2 separate regions of the Homo sapiens genome follow, and region 1 is linked to region 2. A link is a contact called in ENCODE Hi-C or POLR2A ChIA-PET data. All regions are on one chromosome and are shown on one strand. Each heading gives the region's core, a stretch centred on a gene start or an enhancer-like site at or near the end of the contact. The rest is flanking DNA. Distances are from core to core; before and after follow the strand shown.

What was found. Hi-C counts contacts between places; a loop is a spot of excess contacts on that map. ChIA-PET counts read pairs that join two places held with the same protein, here RNA polymerase II (POLR2A). Pooled maps may share reads with other maps.
Region 1: a loop to region 2 is called in a pooled map, with 3 times the contacts of the local background. The contact joins the promoter of AOAH-IT1 here to the enhancer-like site in region 2. A Hi-C loop is called at or near these places in 3 of 50 pooled maps. POLR2A ChIA-PET finds 5 or more read pairs at or near these places in 2 of 52 experiments (RWPE1 and activated T-cell).

The regions. Positions count from the first base shown.
Region 1 is chr7:36,595,728-36,601,797 of GRCh38, reverse strand. AOAH-IT1 (AOAH intronic transcript 1) reads left to right here and starts at 1,678. Exons shown (of 3, transcript NR_046764.1): 1 at 1,678-2,055; 2 at 3,492-3,637; 3 at 3,916-3,964. All of the region lies in intron 11 of AOAH (acyloxyacyl hydrolase), which reads left to right.
Region 2 is chr7:36,686,940-36,692,798 of GRCh38, reverse strand. All of the region lies in intron 1 of AOAH (acyloxyacyl hydrolase), which reads left to right. Among named protein-coding and RNA genes, the nearest start is that of AOAH, 35 kb to the left of the region's middle. Within about 2 kb of position 1,783, at least 2 of the 41 ENCODE cell types and tissues checked have a DNase peak (open chromatin) inside an H3K27ac peak, as active enhancers do.

The DNA.
Region 1 (6,070 bases), core at 429-2,928, 91 kb after region 2:
TAGCCTTCCAGGACTCACACGTTAGATAAGACTTCCTTCAAGACTCCTTTCTTGAAAGCCCCACATGTGGGGCAGATGTCCCTTCTATGTGCTGACACAGTACTCTGGACTGCCCTTAATGCTACTAACATTTATTGAGCTCTTACAAGTCTAAACGTCATGCATAGATTATCTTTTTTAATTCTCTCAACCACCCAATGAGATAGGTACTATTATTAAGCTATTTTTATTGGTAATGAAACTGAAGCACAGAAGGATTAAGGAAAGACTTCCAGGTTACCCAGATGGGAAGTGTTTATTGTCTGTGCTCCTCTAGACGGTGAGTCCCATGAAGAAGGAGCCCACAGCTGCCTGGTATGGAGTCCAACAGAGTGCCCAGCACAGTCTGGTGCCTGATGTTTCTCTCTCTCTCCCTCCCCTTCCCCCCTCTCCCTCCCTCTTTTCCTCTGTGTGCCTCTGTGTGTATAATGAATCATAGGGCCACAGGGACTTTCCCTCAATATGAGACTCATCTCACACACGGGAGATTATAAGGTTTACAAATCAAATGCACAGAGTTAAATTACTTTCTTGAAGTTGTCTATATTAAAGCCTTAGTTTATGAGAACTGTGCTACCTAATCTAGTTAAGCCTGAGATGACAGAGGCAGAAACCAGATGATATATCCTCTCTCTATTCTCCCAGAACTTCCTCTGCCAGACCCCACTGGAAGGCAGACCTCCAGAGCAGTGGTGTGCGCCATCTCCCGGGGGCCTTTCCCCTGGGTATGTCAGGCCAGACAGGCCCTGGGTGCAGAAGAGTAGGGTGTGTGGGGGTTTCTGTGTAGGGTCACATATGGTTTCAGTATTTTTCCCCAAAATATTCATTCTGCACTCTTCATAAATTAGACACGGTCTCCATACAAGAGAAAGAGAGAAGGAAAAGATGGCGGCAGCTCTCAAATCATCTGTGGACTTCAGAACTTTTCACCCAAAGCAGTATCTGGGAGACTGCCCCCTAAACAGGCAACCAGGAAGCCTCACGTTCAAGGACTATCTAGCCCAGCTTGGCCCATTTTGTGATTTTATGGGATTTGGCAGCTTGGGGGCAAAGCAAGGACCAGATACAAGTGGGCTATGGGAAGCTGAGGATGGTGCTGACCCGGCCTGCTCTACACCTCTCCCTTTCTTGTTCCACCAGAACCTGGGCTCAAATCCCAGCCCTACTATTTACCAGATCTATGACCTTGGCAAGTCATCCCAAGCAGTGGTGTGCGCCGTCTCCCGGGGGCCTTTCCCCGGGATATGTCAGGCCAGACATATCTGAGTTCAGACCAGAGCAGTCCTGGGCCCTGCGCTGCCTTGCATAAGGGATTCTTTCAACAACAGAAAACACAGAAGTCCTCCAGGGGCCTGAATCAACAAGGGAAGGTGCTCATCATAAGAGGGGCCCTCCCAGAGCCTCTCACTGGGTTAAGGGTTGGTCATTTAATTTGCTGCTGTTTGTCTGAGGTGTGAATACTTGTTCTTTATTAGAGGGAATATCCAATCTGATACATGGTAGTTGCTCTAAAGTGTTTGTAGAAGGGAGAGAGGGAGGAGAGGAGGGAGGAAGGCTGCCTCACAGAGTTGTGTAATTGAATTGAACAATTTGTGCAAGTTTTTCCTGTCTCAGTGCCTGGCACATAAGGGGAACCCCGCATTAGTTCTCTTCCCCACTCTCGCTTAATGCAAGTTATCTGGGAAACAGCACATCCAAGCATCATGAGTAGGTTAGACATTTATTTGTAGGACAGATTCATGCAGCAGAGGCTACAGAAATGGGAGTCTGGCAGGAAAGTGTGTGTGAAAGCCAAGGAAGGCTCTGAAAGTTGCATAATGTGGTGCTCCCACAAGAAAGGCACTAAGGTAATGGGAGCGGTGGGGACCTGAGCAGATGGGAGGCAGTGTGGTGGCACGGTGGGACTGAGAGGCAGAAAGCAGGAGGAACCCTGCTTACCTTCTGCAAGCGCCACTGCAGGACAGACGGAGGAGGAGCCAACTAGCGGAACTGGGAGACCCATGGTTCCAACGCTAAGCAGGTAGCCCTTGTCTTTGATTCCCGGGCCTTGAAACTCTCCAGCGTTATTAAAAATACCAACCCAAGAGCTATTTTCTTTTTTTGGTAAAGTAACAATCCCCCATCTGCTTTGAGACTTTAATTCTGGGGAATGGATAAAACAATGCTTATTTAACTGGTGATGACATTTTTTATCTTTTTCCAACAGCAGTTACTTAGATTCCTCCAAGTGACTTTGTACTGTTTGAAAATAATCCATTCAGGTCTAATGCAGGTACATGTAATAGAAAAGGGAATATACTGTGTAGATTGTCCACAGCAGTGCAGGATGGAGAGAGCCCAAATGTAAACAGTGAAGGAAAGGCACTGAGGATACTCCCTGCTTTGCTGGAAGACTGGCAGAATCAGATGAATGAGGGATTGGTGTCATTACTCTCTTTCTCCCACACAACAAAGCTTTAAGAACATCAATTGCTTGCTGACATTAGGGCTTAAAATATTACCAAATTCGAATTATTGTATTTACTAAATATCCATCAAAAATGGGAACCAGTGGGCTTTCTCGATGCATGGAAATACACACACACATACCCACACACAGGGAAACGTTAAATGAAACTATTACACAAAATAGTAAACATGTGCCAACTATGCTGTAAAAATAAATATCTATCATTGATAAAGGTCAGAAGAAATTTTGAAGCAATGCGGTAGTGATCTAACACTCACTAGGTTGCTCACGCTCTTTAAGTTTGGAAAATTTTTCTTGGTAAATATTCAGTCTTTTTCACATATGTACATTTAAGGTACATTTAAAACGAGTTTCCTAAGAACATAAATGCTCAAGAGGAATAAGCAGGAGTTGATGAGGAAAATCTTAATTTGCATTCCTCCTGCCTCAAATGCCTGAAGTATCTTGGATATAATGTTGCGTGAATAAGGCTTTTAGTGTTTAATGTGATAGGACTTAAACATTCTCTTTTTGCTAGGGTCTATAAAACATTTGCTATTAATAGCCACTACTTTTCATTTTTATCTACCAAATTTACTAAGGAAAAAAAATATGCCAAGGCTTCTATTAGTGTGCTCAAACCTTTTCTATTATCTGGCAAATAAATGTCACTCCTCTTAAACCTGGGACAGTTCACTTGGAAAGGGACACTAGGTGGTCTGCCCTAAACATGATGCTTCACATAGTAGGGCTCTGACTTGTCAACCTGCTTCTGACTGTGTCTTTTGGTCTTCCTCACAGTTTTGCTGAAGTAAATAAGGTGATATTTCTATAGTCATTGGAGATACTGAAACTGAAATACATCTTCCCCAAGTTTGCACACTAATAACAGTAAAGCCTTGGCTTAACACCAGAAGTGAAGTCTAAAACATTCAACCAGGAAAGCACAGGTTTGCTATATTTTGAAGTTCATCGAGTGACCTGGTCTGCCTGGGCCTTCCAGGGCTCCCGCTGAGGAATACAAACTCACCCTGGCCCCAGTTGTGATTCAGCACCAGCCACTGTCCACTCCAGCTGAAATCCTAATGGGGATGATTCCAAGACTAACTAGTTTCTGAGATATCAGCAAGGATTCCAGGAATCTCCCAGGTAGCTGAGTCCCATTTCTTCAGATTAATCCACAGAGAACTGAGCTTGGAGAGTGTTAGCAACATGGAGATCCCACTTCCCAAGACAGGATTGCCTGCCGTTTTCCCACCTACCCTACCCCTCCTCTCGACATCCCCTCTTCCGCCACTGAAGACAAGAAGTTCATCACCCACCCCTGACCGAGAATGAGGGTTGCCGGGGGTATGGAACTTATTTCCAGTGGTGTCAGATCCAATCATGGAGTTTTCTTGATTTGTGTTTCTTCTTTGTATTTGTAGAGCCAGACGCAGAAGACAGATCATCCGATTTCTAGAGCAAAGCCCTTTCTCTACTTTGCTGGCACACTTCAGAATTATTTACCCCTCCCTTAGTGTGCCAGGCTACAGAGGGTATGCCTATGCCTGCGTAGTTCTTGTCTAACTCCTTCCTGTGAAAGGGAGAGCAGTCCCAGACAGAATCAGAAACCTAGTTCCTCATCCAGTTTCCCAAGTCTGGAGTTGCCATTGCACGGATGACAGAGAAAAAGGTGAGGGAGTGGGGTGGAAAAGAACCATATCATTCTTGTAAGTTTCAACGTGTTTTGCAGGTTACTGACTCAACACAGCTCATAAATTCTGCCTGCATCTCGCAAGCCACTTGCTTACTCACTATCTCTGCTAAACATATCTTGTGAGTTTCATCCATTCTATTTGTTTTTCTTGTCTTGTCTGGCAGAATGAATATTCTCATCCTACAGTAAACACACATTGTAAGCAGAAAGATGTAGGGAAAAATAAGATAAAACACAGAGAAAAGTTTTGCTTTGTAGTGGCAGGAGAAATAGAAACTCAAACAGATAATAGCTGAGTCACAGTAATGGTGGAGTCTCGAGCAGAAAGTGGTGGGTGCTGAATGCTAAGGGGTGACAAAGTACCTGTCACTGAGACTGCATGGTCCTCTGAGATTTACTGGGAGCTTTCTTTCTATGGGGTTGTTTCTGGTTTTTAAAGAGGATAAATCATCATTAATACAGGTGCATCCCAGGACGCCATACTTCCTGACCAACTCCTCCCTCTTCCAGCCCCTACCGTGCTGGAAATCACACTTAGGATAAGAATAAGGATGGAGGTTTCGTGGCATGTGTGGAAGGAGGAGGCAATTGAAGAAGGAGGAGCAGAGGAAGCTCAGAGACCCACAGAAAATATACAGGATATCATGGGATGACTGCTGCTGCGTTTGAACACATTTGTTTGTTCTAGGAATTATTTTGAAAGTAAACATAGTAAAGGGGTTCATGTCTTAGCCCTTTGAATAATAAAAGCAACAAGCATATTGTCCGATTCAAGCCATGTATTAGTTTCCTTGGCTGCCATATCAAAGTACCACAAGCTGGGTGGCTGAAAACAACGTAAATTGATTGCCCCAGAATTCTGGAGGCTGGAAGTCTGAGATCAAGATGTCAGCAGGGTTAGTTCCTTCTTGGGGGTCTGTGAAAACATTTATTCCATGCCTCTCTTCCAGCTTCTGGAGACAGCTGGCAATCTTTGCCATTAACTGGATTGCAGAAGCATCATTCAAATCTCTGCCTCCACCATTGCACGGCCTTCCCCCTGTGTCTTCATTTCTGTCTCTTCCTCCTCCTCTTCTTATAAGGACCAGTCATACTGGACTGGGGGCCCATCTTATTCCAGTATGACCTCTTCTTAACTAGTTACATCTGCAACGACTCTATTTCCAAACAAGGTCACATTCTGAGGTGGGGTTAAGACTTCAACACATCTTTTCGAGAAACATAATTCAACCCATAACAGTCCACAATTAAGAAATATAAATTTGCATTTTATTTATTTTGAGTGCTCATTCTCTATCTCTCTGAAAATAGGAGGATTGAGTTTTTCCCAGTTTAAAGATTTATGGTAGATTTCACGTATAAACTGTTTTATATATGACACAAACTGTTAACCGTGGTTATCTCACAAGAGTTATCTCTTAGGGGAAGGTGACGGGGGGTGGGGGGGCTTTCATTTCTGCATTGTAAATGACTATAATGTTTGCATTTCTAAAACAAACCCATGTACTACCTTGCAATAAGAAAGAACAATGACATACTTTCAAGGAGTTAATGGCTTTTCTTTCCCTCGCAGCCTCTAGCATCAGAGTCTCCTTAGGAGAGGGATCTTCATGGATGAGGAAAAAAGCAGGAGGCCAGGGGCATGTGCCATTTGGAAAATTATGCTAAAGCTACAATTGTTTTGACATGCTTGTCTTTAGACATTACTTTATTTTAAATTTTAAAATAGCATTAAAGGAGGACTCAAGGTTTTCACATTTACCCGAAGGGAGCACGGATTTTCAATATTGAGAAATACAAAGGCTTCTTGCAGCCACTCATGGAGGCTTCCAGTCAGCGAAGGCAAAAAGGGAATATTGGCTTTTAAAGCTTTCATCCAAAGA
Region 2 (5,859 bases), core at 534-3,033:
CCCACCTGTCTGTGACTTCTTTTATTCATATGTGTCTCTTCAAGCTTCTGGGCACATAGTACGTGCTGAAAAGTACACGTTGAATAAATGACAGGATGAATGTGTCCTGACATCTTCACTTTCATTTTTAGTATATTTCTAAATCAGCTAAACCAGTCACCTTATGTCTCTTAACACAGCCTGCTCATTTCTTCTCACGCCTTGCTTGGGCTTTGCTCACTTATCAATGCCCTAAGCCTTTGTTTTCACCACTAATTGCCCAAAACAGTGCCTCTCTGGTTGACAATGTTCTTGGCAACGTTGGCAATTTTGAACCCACTGAGCATTTTCTCATAAAAAAAAAATGTTTCAAGTAGTAGTTAGGTTAGGCCACAGAGTCTAATCTACTCAAATGTAATGAAAACACTAGTTGTCTGCAATAAAAGAAGATTCAGCCCTATGAAAGTAAAAATGTTGTTGATAATGCAACATATTTTTCAAAGATGAGCTTCTGTGCCTTTATTTTTCAAAGAGTTCGTGGAGAAGATGTGTCTTCCCTGTGGTGGCCTTAGTAGACGGGAGAGGAACTAATGTTTGCTAAATGCCTGCTCCATGCCAGGCACCATGTGCATTTTATGTGTGGTATCACGTAAGCCTCATGACACTTTTGCCAGATGTACAGATAGCCTTTGCTGTATTACAAACCACCCCACACTTACACAACCATCATTTATGAGCCCAAGATATTCTGTGAGCTGGGCACAGTTGGATAATTCTTCAGTTGGTCTCCTGGGGCTCACTCCTGCAGCTGCGCTCAGCTGGTAGATGATGAAATGGCAGGGACAGGGTGATCTGGAATGATCTAGGTGATCTGCTGGCTGAAGCACCTCGGTTTTCCGTCATGGGGCCTTTCCAGCAGGTTGGCTCAGGCTCACAGCTGCAGTGTCAAAGAGGGCAAAAGTGGAAGCTGAAAAGCTGTTGGAGGACTCAGTTACAATCTGACACACTGTCCCTTCCTTCACATACTGGTCAAAGCAAGTCACAAGGCCAGATTCAAAGGGCTGGGATATAGACACCATCACTTCATGGGAGGAAGTGCAAAAACTATGTGGCTGTTTCCAATATACCAAACAAGGGGCATTGTTATTCCATTCCATGGGTGCCAAAATCCTACCAAATGCACCAATTCATAAGTAATAGAAGGGGTATTTGAGTCCAGGTCTCTCTGACCTCCCAATTCTTCTACTCTCTACTATACCAGAGCACCTTAGGTAGCCTTCCTTTTCCTCCTTTCCATTCTCTTTCTCCTCCTTTGTCTCTCTCTATCCATGTCCAGACTCTAAGATGAGGAAGCAGAAGAAAGAAAGGGTAAGGTGCAATGAGATTCACACCGGCGTTGTGTGCCATGCTCTCTGAGTAACTAGCATCTTAGGGAAACAAGGCCAGCAGTAAGATACATTTTAGGTGATTATTTTTACACCTTTCTTTCTTCTTTTCTTTTCACCAAATATTGTGTTCAAGTCTCAATTTCCCCTGTTACTAGCTGTATACTTGGCAAGGTACTTATCCACTCAGCCTCCATGTGCTCATCTGTAAAATGAGAGTAATAATTCGTAGATCTATGAGTTGTTGTGAAGTTTGAATGAGATAATAATATATGCAAAAAACATTTTGAAAACCGTAAGGTACACTCTAGCAATGTGATGAATTATTCATGCTTCTACTCAGGGTCAAAAAGGAAGTATAGTCATGCTGACTGTGGCTCTGACAACTGCCAGGTGCTTTCAAGGCTTTTCAGCAAAGTGTGGGTTTCAGACAAATGGGAAATCTAATAGACCACTCTCTGCAGTTGGCTGTATTTCCAGCCAGCACAGATATGATTATAATTAGAGTTTCAAGAGCCTGTTTCACATCAAAAGGATTCCTTGGCCCAGTCTGCAGTCTACCTGAGGTATGTGGCCAGATGTGATCCCTCTGGCAGCTGTTTTTATTCGGGCCCATTTGCTTCTTTTCCTGTGCTACCAGGAGTGTCTGTTTCTATTGTACTCATTATTTTCAGATACCAGGTGAGAAGAGATTTTCCATATGTGAGATTTCAGATGGTGACCACTGAGCAAAATGCATAGCTCTCGCCCCCTCTTCTCACTTCCTAAATGAACAGCAACTCTGACAAATTCACTTTAACAGAGCCAGGTCTTTTATTAGCAGCCAGAGAATAGTCTGTAATGGGAGGAATTACTCTGCCCGTGCATCTCTCCCAGGAAAAACATTCGTTAGCCTGTCAAGGAAGCGAAACCTCTTATTAGAAACTGTAGAAAAGTCAGTTTCTCCATTTTTGCTGCTAAAGGATTCAGAACACATCTCACTGCACACCTGAAATTAACAATTCAACTGGAAGGGGAGGTGAGCCCACTGGAGACAGGCGGAGATGGCTGAATGAGCAGGACTCCAGATCAGAGCTGAGCCCAACCTGGGTGTTCATGATTTCAAACCCCATTATGGCCTTTCCTGCAGGGTCCTTTTGATCATCATAACTCTTCACTGGGCAAAGTGACGATAGCGGTAAGACTCACCCAGTGTTCAGAGACAGATAATTTTTTTTGCTTCTTTTTATCTAGCTAATGATTTTCCAATTTTAGCCAGCAGTGCTGAGAAGCCACAACTGTCATAAGAGTCCTTGATGGGATTTCTCTGAGTGAAATTCAGAAGAAAAGCCCATATGTGTAAGTACAAAGAAGCAGGCTGGTTTCAAGCTGCCCCATTCGCTTTGCATTTATCCTTCTAAGCCACGGATTAAAACAAATGCTAATGATGGAGTTGAATTTTCAGGGAAAGGAAACAGCATCCAAGGTTTATGATCACTGGGGTCATAGGAATGGAGACTCCTCAAGGACGAATTCCAAGGAAAGGTCACCTTATGCCCTACGATCACCCACTATTCCTGCTGCACCAAACTATTGTTGGTTTTCAATTCTTGCATCTCATCAAGTCTATTATGCCATTGATTGCAAGAATATTATTTTAGGTATTAGTGAGAAAAGTTGCTGCTAATTAAAGTGAGAAACATATGGAGAAATATACCAGGCTGTTTCAGGCCACCGAGTCTTTTTTCTCTCTTGGGAGTGCCTCTTCTCTCACCAGCTCTTCTCCTGCCTGTTATGGTCTCTCCAAAATCACATCTTCCCTAGCTTTTGACTGGTATTTACCATCCAGTTCATGTGATTTTTGGAAGTTCATTGTGAGCTTCCTGTGAACAAAGATCATATTCTATTCACCAGGGGCCCATCAAAGCCGTGGGAGGACACAATGCTCCAGCACTTCTGCCCCTTCAGCCACTTGAGGATGCAGCAGAAGGTGCCATCTATGAAGGAGAGAGCAAGCCCTCACCAGACACCAAATCAGCTGGCGCCTTGATTTTAAATTTCCCAGCCTCCAAAACTATGAGAAATGAATTTCTATTATTAGAAATTACACAGTCTCAGGTATTTTGTTATAGCTGCATGAACAGACTAACATACAACCCAGTCTCCACCATATTCTTCCTTGATTGTGAGCAGCAGCACATCATGACCACTTGCTATAGAAGCTGCTGTTTGGCTCTAGAGAGGACACTGGTTGTTTCATGCCAGAATAAGGAGTGGAGCCATGTCCACAAGTGGAGACTGGAACAGAGAGGAAGCAACTTGGGTGAGATGACTGAGCTGGGAAGCAACTAAAGGTGCATCCATTAGCCCTTTGCTAGGGAGCCCCCAGCAACCAACCACTGCAGTGCAACTTATGTGGCTCTTCACTTGAGGCCAGGAGTTCGAGACCAACCTGGCCAACATAGCAAGACCTCATCTCATATATATCTATATACACATACATATGTGTGTGTATGTATATATACATCTATATGTACATACACATATACATGTGTATATACACACAAGTATACCCATATACATGTGTATAGATACACATATACATATACACATATATATATGTATATATACACATAAATATATGTGTGTGTGTGTGTATATATATATACTCAAAGTCTCTTGCCTTTATTCTCCAACCCAGGCACTGTGCCAGGAATTCAGAGTTAGAGATGGTAAGACCCCATTCCTGCCCTTAAGGAACATATGGTCTAACTCTAAACTCTTAGAAATAAATTTTCAGAAAGGTAGGTACCTTGTTCAAAGTCACACCATTTGTAAGTGGCTGGTCCAGTACTTGAACTCAAGTTTATGTCAAAGCCTCTCTCTCTTCAACTACACCATACTGCACCCTCTTATCACAGCAATATAATTACTTATCATTATTTTTTAGTTGTAGTTATTAAAATTTATTTAGCTCTCTAATAATTTATTTATTATCAGAGACATAAACTAGGGTGTAAAAGTACATTATTAATGCCAAAAATATTTACTTGTATTAAATGTATTGGATATATTCATAATAAAAGTGAAATTGGTTATCTCTGTCTGGGTGGGTTGAGTGATGTTTATTATCTTTTCTTATACTGTTCTGTATTTTGTAAAATTTAAAAAATAAGGTTGCATTGTGTTTATATTTTTTGAAAAGTTATTTTTTAAATAAAACAAATATATATGAAAATGCAAGACCATAAAGTGCTGATAAGCGTCAGCTACTAAATTAATTGCAATGTAATGAAATCCTCGAGTGCCATGCATTAGGTTAGAAACACAGCCAATCAACCTTGATAATTAATGGTGATCAATGCATCCTTAAGTAGGTACTCTCAGAGCCCAGGAAGACCGTGGTAATCCAGATTTCACTGTCAGAGATGTGGTGAACCTTTCTCTTTGTCCAGAGAGAGGGGACAGAACATCGAGGCCAAAACACCATCAGATATTGCAGCATCTAGAAAGTAGAAGACTCTCGTTTCTTCACTGGCAATCTCTCATTTTATAGAAGATTTTACATCTTTATGTATAGGAATGTCCAATTTTATTGTTCATATCCGTTATCAGCCACCTTCCCTCAAGGAATCCTGCTGGGAATTTGGTTTAAATGACACCACGTATGTAAATGTGGGTCTCTAGCTCCTTGCATTGATGGACAATCAAGAGCCTACTGCTGGCCCAGGCTCCTTGGAACATTTTGTAGGACATAAACCTTCCTTTGCCCCCTTAGAAATGAACCTCTGCCAGCAAGTGTCCACTCTTCTTACTGCAATGAGATCTAAAAATTTCTTCTCACATACTTACTGATCTTTGACCAACCACTTGTTTATACGAAAAAAAGAGTCCCTTTTCTTTGGAAAAAAAAAAAAAGGTTTGGTTTTCCCCTGCTGCTCAGTGAGTTAAGGCAAGCGATAGAATCTTCTAGGAATGTCAGCCTAGGAGCTCTAGGCATTCACACTTACCACATATCAAAGTAACAGAAGGAATATATTCCTAACTTAATACAAGTGTCCACCTAGACACTTATCATGTTCCTGCATGCTTTCAAGTAGTATGCTTTATAGCTGTGAGGCAAAATAATATTTTACAGTGTGTTATGATTTCAAAGACACACTCAGTCTCACTTTTATCTCATTTAACCATCACAGCAGCCCTATGGGAAACATATTACCTGCCTCTCAAGGAGGAAACCAGGTTCAGAAAGGCCACATGGTGAGTTCAAGATTACTAAGTCAGGAGTTAATCCTAGATCTTTCGACTTCAAATGCCAGGCAATTTCCACCGCTTTTCCAAAATTAAAAATTTTATCCTGGATTCTCCTTCTACCAAGCGAATGTGTAGGATGGGAACAATCCTATTCTGCAGCCATCTACTGCAGAAAGGAGAGAAAGTGGGGGAGGAGAGAAGCTAATATCTATTGAGCTTCTGCTCCATGTGGGCTGTTTTCCTTGCACTATCTCATTTAAAC